Linked DNA regions of Homo sapiens: region 1 is linked to region 2. Evidence: chromatin contacts called from ENCODE Hi-C or POLR2A ChIA-PET data. All regions are on one chromosome and are shown on one strand. The core of a region is the stretch at or near the end of the contact, and the rest is flanking DNA. Distances in the headings are between cores, read along the strand shown.

Evidence for each region. Hi-C counts contacts between places; a loop is a spot of excess contacts on that map. ChIA-PET counts read pairs that join two places held with the same protein, here RNA polymerase II (POLR2A). Pooled maps may share reads with other maps.
Region 1: a loop to region 2 is called in a map of gastrocnemius medialis, with 2.6 times the contacts of the local background. The contact joins two enhancer-like sites. A Hi-C loop is called at or near these places in 4 of 168 maps with a recorded cell type or tissue (Caco-2, PC-3, gastrocnemius medialis and 1 more), 1 of 37 single-sample maps with no recorded cell type and 6 of 50 pooled maps. POLR2A ChIA-PET finds 5 or more read pairs at or near these places in 2 of 52 experiments (H1 and T-cell).

What each region holds. Positions count from the first base shown.
Region 1 is chr3:150,180,789-150,186,919 of GRCh38, forward strand. No RefSeq gene overlaps it. Among named protein-coding and RNA genes, the nearest start is that of LINC01213, 55 kb to the right of the region's middle. Within about 2 kb of position 3,508, at least 12 of the 41 ENCODE cell types and tissues checked have a DNase peak (open chromatin) inside an H3K27ac peak, as active enhancers do; they include gastrocnemius medialis and psoas muscle, where a contact is called at or near this core.
Region 2 is chr3:150,031,862-150,038,362 of GRCh38, forward strand. The region is part of intron 1 of LOC124909445 (a long non-coding RNA gene); the gene reads right to left. Among named protein-coding and RNA genes, the nearest start is that of LINC01998, 47 kb to the right of the region's middle. Within about 2 kb of position 3,715, at least 2 of the 41 ENCODE cell types and tissues checked have a DNase peak (open chromatin) inside an H3K27ac peak, as active enhancers do; they include gastrocnemius medialis and psoas muscle, where a contact is called at or near this core.

The sequences.
Region 1 (6,131 bases), core at 2,258-4,757, 150 kb after region 2:
TTTTTGAAGTCTTTTCCAATTTCAAGTATTTTATTAAAGAAACAATTTTGAAAGGCTCATACCTTAAGCTTTTAGTGGTTAATCTAGAAAAACAGGGGACAGTGGCCAGATGAGAGAGCAGAAGTCAGAAAGGAGATAAGATGGTGTCAGAGGCTAACTTTCTTATATCCGATACCATTCTGTGAAGCCGCCCTCGTAAAAGTGGGGCAGCAGGCCACGGCTGGTTGTATGGCCCATGTGACCATTCAGACCCCTGTCCCTTCCACCTAGCGGTTTCTTCCTCACAGTGGCTGGAAGATGGGGAAAGTGACTAAGGAGACGGTACATCCGCTTCTTTTTTTTTTTTTTTTTTTTTTTTGAGACCGAGTCTCCCTCTGTCGCCCAGGCTGGACGGCAGTGGCGCGATCTCAGCTCACTACAACCTCCGCCCCCTGGGTTTAAGTGATTCTTCCGCCTCCCGGGTTCAAGCGATTCTTCCGCCTCCCGGGTTCAAGCGATTCTTCCGCCTCCTGGGTTCAAGCGATTCTTCCGCCTCCTGGGTTCAAGCGATTCTTCCGCCTCCTGGGTTCAAGCGATTCTTCCGCCTCCTGGGTTCAAGCGATTCTTCCGCCTCCTGGGTTCAAGCGATTCTTCCGCCTCCTGGGTTCAAGCGATTCTTCCGCCTCCTGGGTTCAAGCGATTCTTCCGCCTCCTGGGTTCAAGCGATTCTTCCGCCTCCTGGGTTCAAGCGATTCTTCCGCCTCCTGGGTTCAAGCGATTCTTCCGCCTCAGCCTCCCGAGTAGCTGGGACTACAGGCATGCGCCACCATGCCCGGCTACTTTTTGTATTTTTTGTAGAGACGGGGTTTCGCCATGTTGGCCAGGCTGGTCTCAAACTCCTGGCCTCAGATGATCCGCCCGCCTCGGCCTTCCAAAGTGCTGGGATTACAGGCGCGAGCCACCGTGTCCATCCACATCTGCTTCATAACCCTGTGGGTTTTTACAGAACTCTTCTGCTCACATTCCGTTGGTAAGAATCAGTCACATCGCCCAACTAGCCATAAGTGGGTATATGGATAGGGTAGGCTGGGAAATGTAGCCCCTGGCTGAGCAGGGGGAATCAGGATTCTTTTGAGCCCTGAGGACTCCTGAGACTGCGACAGTGCATTCATGAAGAGGCGTCAGAAACAGAGAGACAGAGTCTTGGCCAAGGACAGAAAGACTAGAGTCAAGAAACAGGTCAATGTATAGATGCGCCCCCCTACAAATAAATGAACTTTTTCAGGGATAGGAAAGGTGTTAAGTGGGGTGCAAGTCTGAGAGAAAGGGAAACATTTGGGCGGCTTATACGGGATGGAGAGAGGCCTCATGCTTAAAACAATAAAAAATGATGCTAGAAAAAGGTAAGAAGTCCGACGACGTGAGACTAATCTCCAGATGAAAATTTGCTTTCAGGGGTGTGACAAACATAGCTATTTGACTGCAAAAACCCATGTTCTTCCTAGCCAGTCAGCGGCTACATTTCCCAACCTCATCAACCTTTACGCATATATGGGCCAATTAATTGGTTCGCCCAATAAAATGTGAGCAGAAGAGCTTTGTAAATGGCCAAGTGGGTAAGAAGCAGATGTATTTCCCAGTCTCTTTCCCTAACTGCCCGCTACTGAGAGGACGAAGAGGAAGAGGAACCACAAGGTGGAAGGGGCCTGGGCCTCTGAACGTTCACATGGAAGGCCATACAATGTGTCTTGGACTCTGATGTGAATAGAAAATAAACCTTATTAAATCTCTGAGATTATAGGTGTATCTGTTTCAGCAGCTAGTTTTACTTAACACATGTGAAAGGCCAGAGGAGGCTTATGGGGAGCAAAGGAAATTCAAGAATCTAAATGATGACTCTTTTCAACTCCTCCCACCTATGAATACAGATCTTAGGCTAATAAATACAGACACCCCACCTACGTCTTAGGCAATCATCAAGGCAAGGTTAAAGAAAGTTTCCCTGTCTCTCGCCACTTCTACACTTAGCCTTAGGCTCCATACTTTTAGTGGTTTATTTATCTACCTCAAGGTCTCCATCTGTCATCTTTTAAATCACTTTTATTCTAGCTAAAAATGTTGGAGGATAGGAAGGACACTGGGTATTTATTCTAACTATTTTGGGGGACAGAAAGGTAAAGTAACAGAATCAGATAAACTGGTGAACATCTTAGTTGTAAAGAAAAGGGGGCGCTATTATAAGAAAACACTGTTCTATCTCTGAACTTTAGGTTTTCTAAGGGAGACTGCTCTGTAGTTTGGCTAGTACATTGATGGGTTTTAGATGGGCAAACCTGGGCTCAGAGAAGGATCTAGGAAGAGTTGAATTGAGTTATTCAGCATAAAAGTATGAAAAGAGTTGAAAAAAGGAAAAGAGATGAAAAGAGAGAGGTGACAGCAAGACTCTGAGATGCCAGAGGGGTCCACGGGATGGGGCATTATGGATGGTCTCAGTGATGGGGATGGAGACGAGACTGTTAAATCCAGGAAACATGAATGTTGAGCGTTAGACTGTCTGGTCACCTCTATGTAGCTCCCGCTGTCTACCCAAATTTTCAGTGGAGGTTTTCACATCAAAGACACCTTCTATGGGAGGTTTTTCAGGGGCACCTAAGGAAGGGCTACAGTTCCACAGACAAGTTGACAAACTGTGGAATGCAGACAGCATATACAGGCAGGAGAAGACCCATAAACAAAATGGATCCAGATGGAGCTTGGAATCACAGGACCATTCACTCCACAAACATTGAGCACCCAATATGTGCCTAGGACTATTCCAGAGCATGAGGACCATGCCTGGAACTAGATAGACAAAGTCCATGGGAACTCACAATCTAATGGAGTGACAGACAATAAATAACTGAACAGATAAATACATGAGAAAAATAAAGCAGAGGATATGGTGATGAATGGAGGCTCTGCTTGAGAATGAATGGTTGCCTTGCAGAGGCAACACTGAAGCCGAGACTATTCTCATTAGGAATTTACTATCAGCTTTGTGGGGGTGGAGGTGTAGGTTGGTCAGGAGCAGAGTGACCCCAGTACATGTGGATTACAGACCAATCATTTACTCATTTCTCCTGCTAATTCTCTTCCTTTTCCCTACGATGATGTAATGTTATTTTTTCAGTAAACAATAAAAAATGTATTGAGTCCTTCTTTGTATGCTAGGGGGAGATAGTTGCTACTCAGAAGGTTATAATCAAGGTTGTCGCTGAAGTGGGAGTTCATGGATTCCGCTTCCCTCCCGTCTCTAAGGAAAAGGCAGTGAACTGTAGGTTCGAAATCATTTGATCTCACGCTTGCCTAGAAGCAGAAGAATGAAGCTGACTAGAACACCCCTTAAGCCTCTTAGCTGTCCTGAGGGAAAGGAGCACTGCACCCTCCCCCAGAGTAAAGACATCGCGAATTAATTCCTGGGTGGTGGACGGCGACGTCCTTGTCCTGCGGGAAGTGCAAGGGCACCCGCTCAGGGTTGTGAGAAACTGCGGGGCCCACGCTGCTGGCGAGAGTCAAGAAGGAACGAAAAGAAGGAGCTCCATCTAGCGTTGTTACGAAACAAGACCAGCGGCATCCTGAACAGTTAGCTCCTTTCTGAAGGGCGAGTACCAAATGAAAAACGCACCTTATCTTCCGCCTAAAAATTTTACCGAAAAAGCCAGAGCCGCTGGGCTGTGGGAATTTAGCGCACAGTACAAGCCTGACATCACCTTTGTCTGGGAATGAACCCAGGAACGGAAAGAAGACTAAATTATCTTAAGGTCTTGCTTATCAGTAACTACACATGAAATGTTTCCTCCTAGGACAGGAGCGCAGGCTTCTTTGTTGTTATAAAATCATGATCTGGGGACTTGACAACGTCCAGAGCAATCTGGGGAGGCCCATAAATGGGATCCTGTATATTATGACTTTGGGGACATTTGTGCAAGTATTTGTAATTGATGGGTCATAGGGTTCACATACCTTCAACTTCAGTAAACAATGACTAACTGCTTTCCAAGGGAAATATAACAGTTTACACTCTCATCAAGACTATGAGGGTTCCCTTTGCTCCTTATCATCTGCAAAAGTTAGTATTGTCAGCCAGTTTCATTTTTGTCATTCTGATGGGTGGGGTCAGGATACTTCATGGTGTTTTAGTTGGCATTTTCTTAGTTACTAGTGAAGTCAAGCACTTCCCATATGTTTCTTGTCTATGTAGATATCCTCTTTTGAGAATTATTTATTCAAGTCTGTTGGCCAATTTCCCAAGGTCTGCCTTTTTCTTAGTTATTTGTACTTATTCTTTATATATTCTGGTTAAGAGGCCTTTATTAGTTACATATGTTGAGATATAGTCCTTCAGTCAAGGCTTGTTTTTCATTTGTTTAATTGGTGTCTCTTTAGGAACAGAGGTTCTTAATTTTTATGAAACTCAATTTATAACTCTTATGATTTTTGTTTTGTATCTTATTTAAAAAATATTTCCCTACCCTGAGGGAAGACATTGTCCTATATTACCTCTCAAATCTTTATTGTTTTGCATTTTGCATTTAGGCCTAGTCTCCTGGAATTGACATTTTATTAGACAGAAGGTAGTGGTCAAGTTTTATTTTTCCTATTTGGGTTTCCAATTGTCCCAGGTTTATTTGTTGGAAAGACACTCCTCTTCCCACTGTTCTACAGTACCACCCTTGTCATCAATCGTGTTCATTTGTGTGTGAGTTTGAGAATGATCTACTCTGTTCCATTGTTCTACCTTGCCTGAATATAAAACTGTCCAAGTAACCTACAGATTCAATGCAATCCCTATCAAGATTCCAGTGTCATTTTTCATAGAAATAGAAAAAAATACTAAACTTCATATGGAACCACAAAAACCTGAATAGCAGAGGCAATTATGAGCAAAAAGAACAAAGCTGGAGGCACTACACTATCTGATTTCAAACCATACTAAAAAGCTACAATAACTAAAACAGCATGGTACTGGCAAAAAACTAGACACATAGACTAATGGAGCAGAATAGAGAGCCCAGAAATTATCTCTCACATCTACGGTCAATTGATTTTTGGCAAAGGTGCCAAGAATTCACAATGGAGAAAGCCTAGTCTCTTCAATAAATGGTGTTTAGAAAACTGAATATCCACATGCAGAAGAATGAAATCGGACCCTTATCTCACACCATATACAAAAAGTCACCTCAAATGGATTAAAGACTTAAAAGTAAGACCAGAAACTGTAAAACTCCTAGAAGAAAACATAGGGGAAAACCTACATGACATTAATCTGGTCAATGAGTTTTTCATTTAACCCCAAAAGCATAGGCAGCAATAGCAAAAATAGACAAATGGGATTGCATCAAACTAAAAAGCTCTGCACAGCAAAGGAAATAACCTACAGATTGAGAGAAAATATTTGCAAGCCATACATCTGATAAAAGGTTAATATCCAAAATATTTAAGAAACTTGGACAACTCCACAGCAAGAAAAAAACAGTTAAAAAATTGGGAAACAACTTATATACATAACTCTCAAAAGAAAACATACAAATAGCTAACAGATACATGAAAAAATGTTCAACATTACTAAATCATTAGAGAAATACAAATTAAAACCTCAGATCTCACACCCGTCAGCATGGCTATTATAAAAAAGACAAAGGGTAAGTTGGCAAGGATGTGGAGAAAAGGGAACATTTGTACACTATTAGTGGGAATGTAAATTAGTACAGCCATTATTGATAACTGTATGGAGGTTTCTCAAAAAACTAAAAATGGAATTACTGTATGACCCAGCAATGTCACCTATAGGTATTTACCCAAAAGATTTGTCAAAGAGATGTCTAGACTCCCATTTATTGTAGCACTATTATGTAGCACAAGTTATGGAGGCAACCTAAGTGTCCATCAACAGGTGAATGAATATAGAAAATGCGGTATATATAAATAATAGACTACTACTCAGCCTTTAAGAAGAAGAAAATTGTGGAATCTAAACAATCAAATTCATAGAAGCAGAGAGTAGAATGGTGGATGGGGGGGTGGGGCAAATGGGGAGATGATGGTCAAAGGAAACAAAACCTCAGTTAGATGAGAGGAGTAAGGTTTTTAAAATATCAATTGCACAGCATGGT
Region 2 (6,501 bases), core at 2,465-4,964:
CCACTAAACACACCACTCATGTTCCCCTCCCAAACGCTAGCAGGCCACTGCCTATGTGGACAGCCCACCCCACGGGAAGAATCAGGGAAGTAATGCAAGACCCTGGAAGTCAGAGGTCAAAGCATGCATTTGATCTCTCAAGTCGCCTGTTTGGCCCTCTTCCTTTCATTCCTGCCCTAAAGCTTTTTAAATTATTAATAACTTTGATTCCTGCTCTAAAACTTGCCTCAGTCTCTCCTTTTGCCTTACGCCTCCTCAAATTCTTTCTTCTTAGGAGGGAAGAATTGAGGTTGCTGCAGACCCATATGGATTCGCTGGTGGTAACACTCAGTTGATTTGGATGCACATTAAAATGTGAGAAACACTGAACCAGCACACAAAGATGACTGTGAGAGAGTTCCACCTGCACGGAGTGCATGGCTTCTGGCAAATACTTTTTTTTACAAAAAGTAAAAACATGGATCTCAGAAAAATGTATAGTGAGTGTGTGTCAAAGATTTATTTAATTCACTAATGAGGGGACCAGCAAAATGGCAAAGCTGGAGCAAAGGAGAATAGGAGGAAACTGATAAATGTAGTCAATAGGAAAAAAGAAAATGCTGGAATACAGTGTCAAAGTTAGGTACAAAACAGGTTAATGTCCTTTCTTTAGGACCCTAAACCTTTGGGTTTATTCTTTTTGATTGGAAGAAAATGGTTTGCCTCTTTCCTGGATAAAAATCATTTGTAATTTATCAATCTTCTACAAATATCTAACTTTCCAGAATCTAGCCTCTAGTTAACAAAAAATAGTAAGTCAAAGTTACTTTCCCTTTAGGTCTGTGTTAAATGATGCTTGAACATGATGAGAAAAACTATGATTATCTCCAGTTTTGTGTAATTTTTCCTAACAACTCAAAGAGGAGACAGATCTAGAAATAAATAATTGCAACAAAATTGCACAGGTAATGATAAAAATAGTTAACATTTTTGGAGTGCTAGGCACTGTTCTAAGTGTTTCCATGAATTGGCTCTTTTAATCACTGTCAAAACCCTATGAGGCAAGGGCTATTCTTATCCCCATTTTACAGAGGAGGAAATTGAGGCACAATGAGGTAATCGTTTACAGGCTGATGGTGGCCTTGGATGCACTCCCATTTCCCATTTCTAATTAAAATTTGAATCGGGTGATGAGATGTAATATGACAATTTGGTCTGTGGGCTGCCTGGAAACCCTAAGATGGTTTGTGTAGAATGCCTGCTGCATTTTGCAATTGGGGCTGCTCCTCCTGGTGCTCAGACCTCATGTGTCAGCTCATTACACCATCATTCCCAATCTTAGGGCTGGAGCAGTTAAGTTAGTGTGTCTAGCAGAGACAAGGGGAGGGAGACTGGTGTATACGCTGTAATTCAGTGGGATGGATGTGTCAGTGCTCTTTGTGAAAAAACAGAATTTCATAAAAATCTGGCGTTTTCTGGAAGTCTGGGTACTTAATTAGAGGGCTATATGGCTTGATTTGGTGTTTGGAATCCACTTTAGCAAGATGAGTTGCTTTTTTCTAATTAAATAAATCCACAATCTAATCCTCTAAAAATATGTTCGTAGGGCTGGGCGCAGTGGCTCACGCCTGTAATCCCAGCACTTTGGGAGGCGGAGGAGGGCAGATCAACTGACGTCAGGAGTTTGAGACCTGCTTGGCCAATGTGGTGAAACCCCGTCTCTACTAAAAATACAAAAATTAGCCCGGCGTGGTGGCAGGTGCCTGTAATCCCAGCTACTCGGGAGGCTGAGGCAGGAGAATCGCTTGAACCCAGGAGGCGGAGGTTGCAGTGAGCTGAGATCATGCCATTGCACTCTAGCCTGGGCAACAAGAACAAAACTCTGTCTCAAAAAAAAAAATGTTCATAGACAGTGGAAGGACTGCTCCAGCCTGCAAATCCCAGGGTAGGTGCTACTTTCCTGTCCCTGCTGTTCTACCTTATAGCTGGCACACGATGAAGTTGGAGATAGGACTTGATGAGCCTAATTGTTCTCCTCAGCCTCCTTTTGTTTTGTCACAATGAGCTGCACGTGCAGAATTGTTTTTATATGTAATTGCTCCCATGAGGGGGTAATTGCACCCAAAAGTGGCTGGCTGCACCAATGGCAGGAGCAATTAGTAATAAAAATGCAAATAATTGCAGTCATCCAAATTGCAGTCTTAAAATAGGGACACCCAGTAGAAGCTTGGTGAAGGATTTGGCCTGCTCTTTGTCCCATTGAAAGTGTATTTGTAATTCGAAATCAATATTATAATCTCTGGGCCTTCCTTGAGTTTCCATGCTTTTATGAGCCTCTTTAAAACGGTATATATTATGGGACCAGTAAAAAATCAGACTAATTCCAAATGTCAGCTCATTTAAAAACTAGAAAATGGAGTGACTTAGAGTCAAAATTATATTTTGGAAAAAAAAAACCCCACCGACAATTGAATAAATGAATTTTTATCATAACTGTGAATTTGATCTCCACACATCAAACCTGGGGGAAACAGGTCACAGAAGTAGTAATAAAGTGATTTTTTATTACTCAGCATCTAGGCACAATTTCAGCAACTCTAGCTACACATCTTTCCTGCTACCCTTGCCCCTCAACCAAGTTATTCCCAAAGAATGCAGGGAGATGGCAGCCTTGGTGAAGCCTGAGCATAACCTGTCTCCACAGCTTTGTACATGCCTCCTGTGATCTCCCACCTTCCCCACTCAGATAGCACTGGGTTGTGCTGGGTGGCTTTGGTGCTCTGCTGCTCTGGATGGCAATGTTGAGCTGACAGGTTGCCCCCTATAAAATGGGGATAAAATACTATTTTCTATTTGTGTTGTGCTCTGTAACATGGGCCATAGGGGATGGCATCTTTCTGCTTTTACAGCCTCACAGAGGTGTTAGTGAAACACCTCTTCTTTGTTTTTGTATCTCAACCTCTCTCCCCCACTCTAGGTAGAGAACTGCGGGAAGAAGGTACAGGGGAAAGCTAAGGGTGGGGGCAGCAAGAAGGGGGATCCACAGGCAGTGTGAGCCCTGCACTCCTCATCATACCAAAATCACCCCTTCACTCACATTTGTGCACACACAGGAATCCTTTCTTCTTTTAGGAGTTTTCTCCCATAAATTTCTTGGACACTCATGCAAATGAACATCCCAATGGGCTCCTTTTATTGGTCCACAGTGTTCCAGAGGTACCTGGACACGCCTGAATTTTACTGGTAAGACAGCCCCAGCTATCCTTGAGACCCCAGCTATAACGGTACTTGGTTGACAAAGAAACATTGCCCTAAGGAACACAGGAAGGGAAAGCAACATTTTAGGGCAAAGTATTTTACAGCACAGAAATAGCAAGCTCCTATTGATTACTGGTCCATAGGGACCAATGTCACCAACAGAATGAAGAAAATAAACTCTGGTGATGTGTGTATTATTTAGCATTCTTATATTGGCAAAGTCTTTTCCTCAGGGAAGAAGTTTGTTACATGGATCAATGCCAACTCAACCAGAAGAATGTGGAAGAAATGTAGGAATACATAAGGCACTTTTCTCCTCTAGAAATGCCACGACTTTCTTTTGCTTGCAGGGTAGTGGTAGACCTTGCAATGCTTTGTGGCCGTCCCCAGGGGATAGGGGTAAGCTCATTTGTTGACAAGAAACAATTTAGAGAAAACACTGGGCCACCTGTGGGCAGAATCTATTTAAAAACCAAAGGCTGGCCCAGCAGTGGAGATCTCATGGCTGCTGCTCTACGCGTGAGCTGTTAGTTGATTTAATAATAGCCTCCTCCACCTAGCGCTGGGACGAAATGTCACCTTCCATTTATTCCCACTGTTTGTAGCATCTGGGATGCCACTCCATCATCCAGCCAATATAATTCTTCCTTCCTTTATTGCTGTAGACAGCTCTCATTCAAAAGAGTTATGTAGCAGATAAAAGAAAAGGCAGTAAGTGGTCAAAAATGACTAAGAGAGAGGGGTTATAATGTATTTTTGCTGAGACTGAGGAAGTATAAAGAAAAATAGAATTGTGCAAGAATAAGAGGGCTATTCAGATATGGTGATATCAGATGAAATATGGTTGGGTCAACTATTCGGTTTGGGTAACCAGAGAAGGGAAGATCATTTTGAGCCCCTAGTAAATCTCCTTAAGAAGAAGCGACTGTCCATGTGTCCCAGGCCTAAAAGAAACTATGACTGTTTATGGAAGGAATTCTCTGTGTACAGGCTGCAGGCAGATTCTGTTCTTCTGCCTCGATGAACCGGTGTGTGGTCAGTGAACTCTGTGTGACAACAGCTTGCATATGGAAAACTGCCCATCTGCTGGACTTTCACGTGTTGCAGGGAAGCTGCAGCCTCCCTGTTTGCCTATGCTAAAATTAATTTAAGCTAGGGATAAATGCTTTAATTGCTCACTAAAGCTTCAAGTTCAAATATCATTGGGAGACACAGTGCATTAGTGAAAAAAATCACATTAAAATGTAAATGATTGACATGTAAGCCTAAATCAGAAAGAGGCTGTGAGAGGGGAGTGACAAAGCAGAAATATAATCTGTTGAGAGCTCTGGGTAGATTCATGCAGAGATGTTGGAGTATGAGAGCATAGTTTCTAAATGGCATGAAGAAGGTGGAGCTCTGGGTCAGCAGAAGGAGGGAGAGCGGTGTTTCATAGTGTCATGGATGTCCACTGATTTCACCTGATTGGTATTCTTTCCCCTTCGTCAGGTAACAGCATGCTCTTTTTTCTTTTTGGGCACTATGCTTCTCACGCTGCGTGTGGTCCTGGAAAAACTAAGTTCCCCCATGACCTTCTTCCATGACCTTCACAGAGGGGATCTCTGTGGTCCAGTCTGACCAACCGGCAGTCTCCATCATCTGGAACACTGGCCTTCCCTATGGCATGCTCTATGGACACTGGGAGAGAGGAGATGTCTATTTCACTCTGGGATTTCTAGTTGTAGGGATTGGGTAAGCCTGGAGTTGTTGGAAGCAATTTTCCCAGTAGTATGAGAGAAACTGCCTGTAGAACCAAGCCATCACACAGAGAAAAGCAGAGCCAAGGGGTGGGGAGACAAACACACTCAAGAGTTCTGATGGCGTCACTAAAGGCCCCAGATCGAGTCATGCCTGAAGGGAGAACACCCTAGTTACACGAGCCTCAATAGAGCCCCTTTCGGCTTGAGAAAGTTTCAGTTGGGTTTTTGTCATGTGAAACCCAATGCAAGGGAATTAGAGAATAAAAAAAGTCAAAGGATTTTAAATAAGAGTAGATACAAACACTGTGTTTACACTACATTTTTCAAAGGCCCGACACAGAAAAATGCAAACTGTTTGTGTTTCTTTGAATGTGATTTTGCTCTGAGATGGAAACGTGGGTTTTGGCTTTACCTGAGCAAGCTATTTATTCATTTCGTTTCCTCCTTCATAATATAAGAATAGTAGCAGTGCCTGCCTCCAGTAGGTTAATACATGCAGAGCTCTTAGAACAGTGCCCAGCACATAGTAAATGCTCTATACATATTCTCCACTCTAGTAGTCTCCTTGCATTTCCTTTCTTTCCTCTGTTAATTTTCCCCCATCCGAAGTCAGCATCAAAAAAAGGCAGAGCCAGGTGTATATGCTGTTGTCCCAGCTACTTGAGAGGCTGAGGGGGGAGGATTGCTTGAGTCCACGAGTGAACCCAGGAGCTCAAGGTCAGTGTGGGCAACATAGTGGGACCCTGTGTCAAGAAAAAGAAGAAAGAGAAGAAAGAAAGAGAGAGAGAGAGAGAGAGAGAAAGGAAGGAAGGAAGGAAGGAAGGAAGGAAGGAAGGGAAGGAAGGAAGGAAGGAAGGGAAAGAAAGAAAGAAAGAAAGAAAGAAAGAAAGAAAGAAAGAAAGAAAGAAAGAAAGAAAGAGAAAGAAAGAAAGGAGGGAGGGAGGGAGGGGAGAGAGAGAGAAAGAAAGAAGAAAGAAAAGAAAGAAAGAAAAGAAGAAAGAAAGGAAGGAGGCAGGGAGGGAGGAAGGGAGGGAGGGGAGAGAGAGAGAGAGAGAAAGAAAGAAAGAAAGAAAGAAAGAAAGAAAGAAAGAAAGAAAGAAAGAAAGAAAGAAAGAGAAAGAAAAGAAAAGAAAAGAAAGAAGAAAATAAGAAAGAAGAAAATAAAAAAGAAAAGAAAAGAGGAAAACTAGTCTGGTAAATACCAGGCAGAACTTGCTTTGAAGGTTGGGGGCTGGGAAATAACTGAGGTGGTGAAGGCAGAGCCTCTTCAGTGAATGGGGATAAAATAGAATCTGTCAAGAACACACATTTGTTAACAAATTTGAGTTCGTCAAATATAGACTGAACACAAATTAATCAGTTTGTTCACATTAGCCTTTAATATCTTCTTAACTAGTGAAAATTTAATGCTGGTACATATTTTCTGGTATACGATTTTAAAGACAATTTGTAAAGCTGTAGGGAATTCATTCAACCAAATCACCTGTGGAACAGTGAGCAGAATGATCTTAAAATAATATAGAAT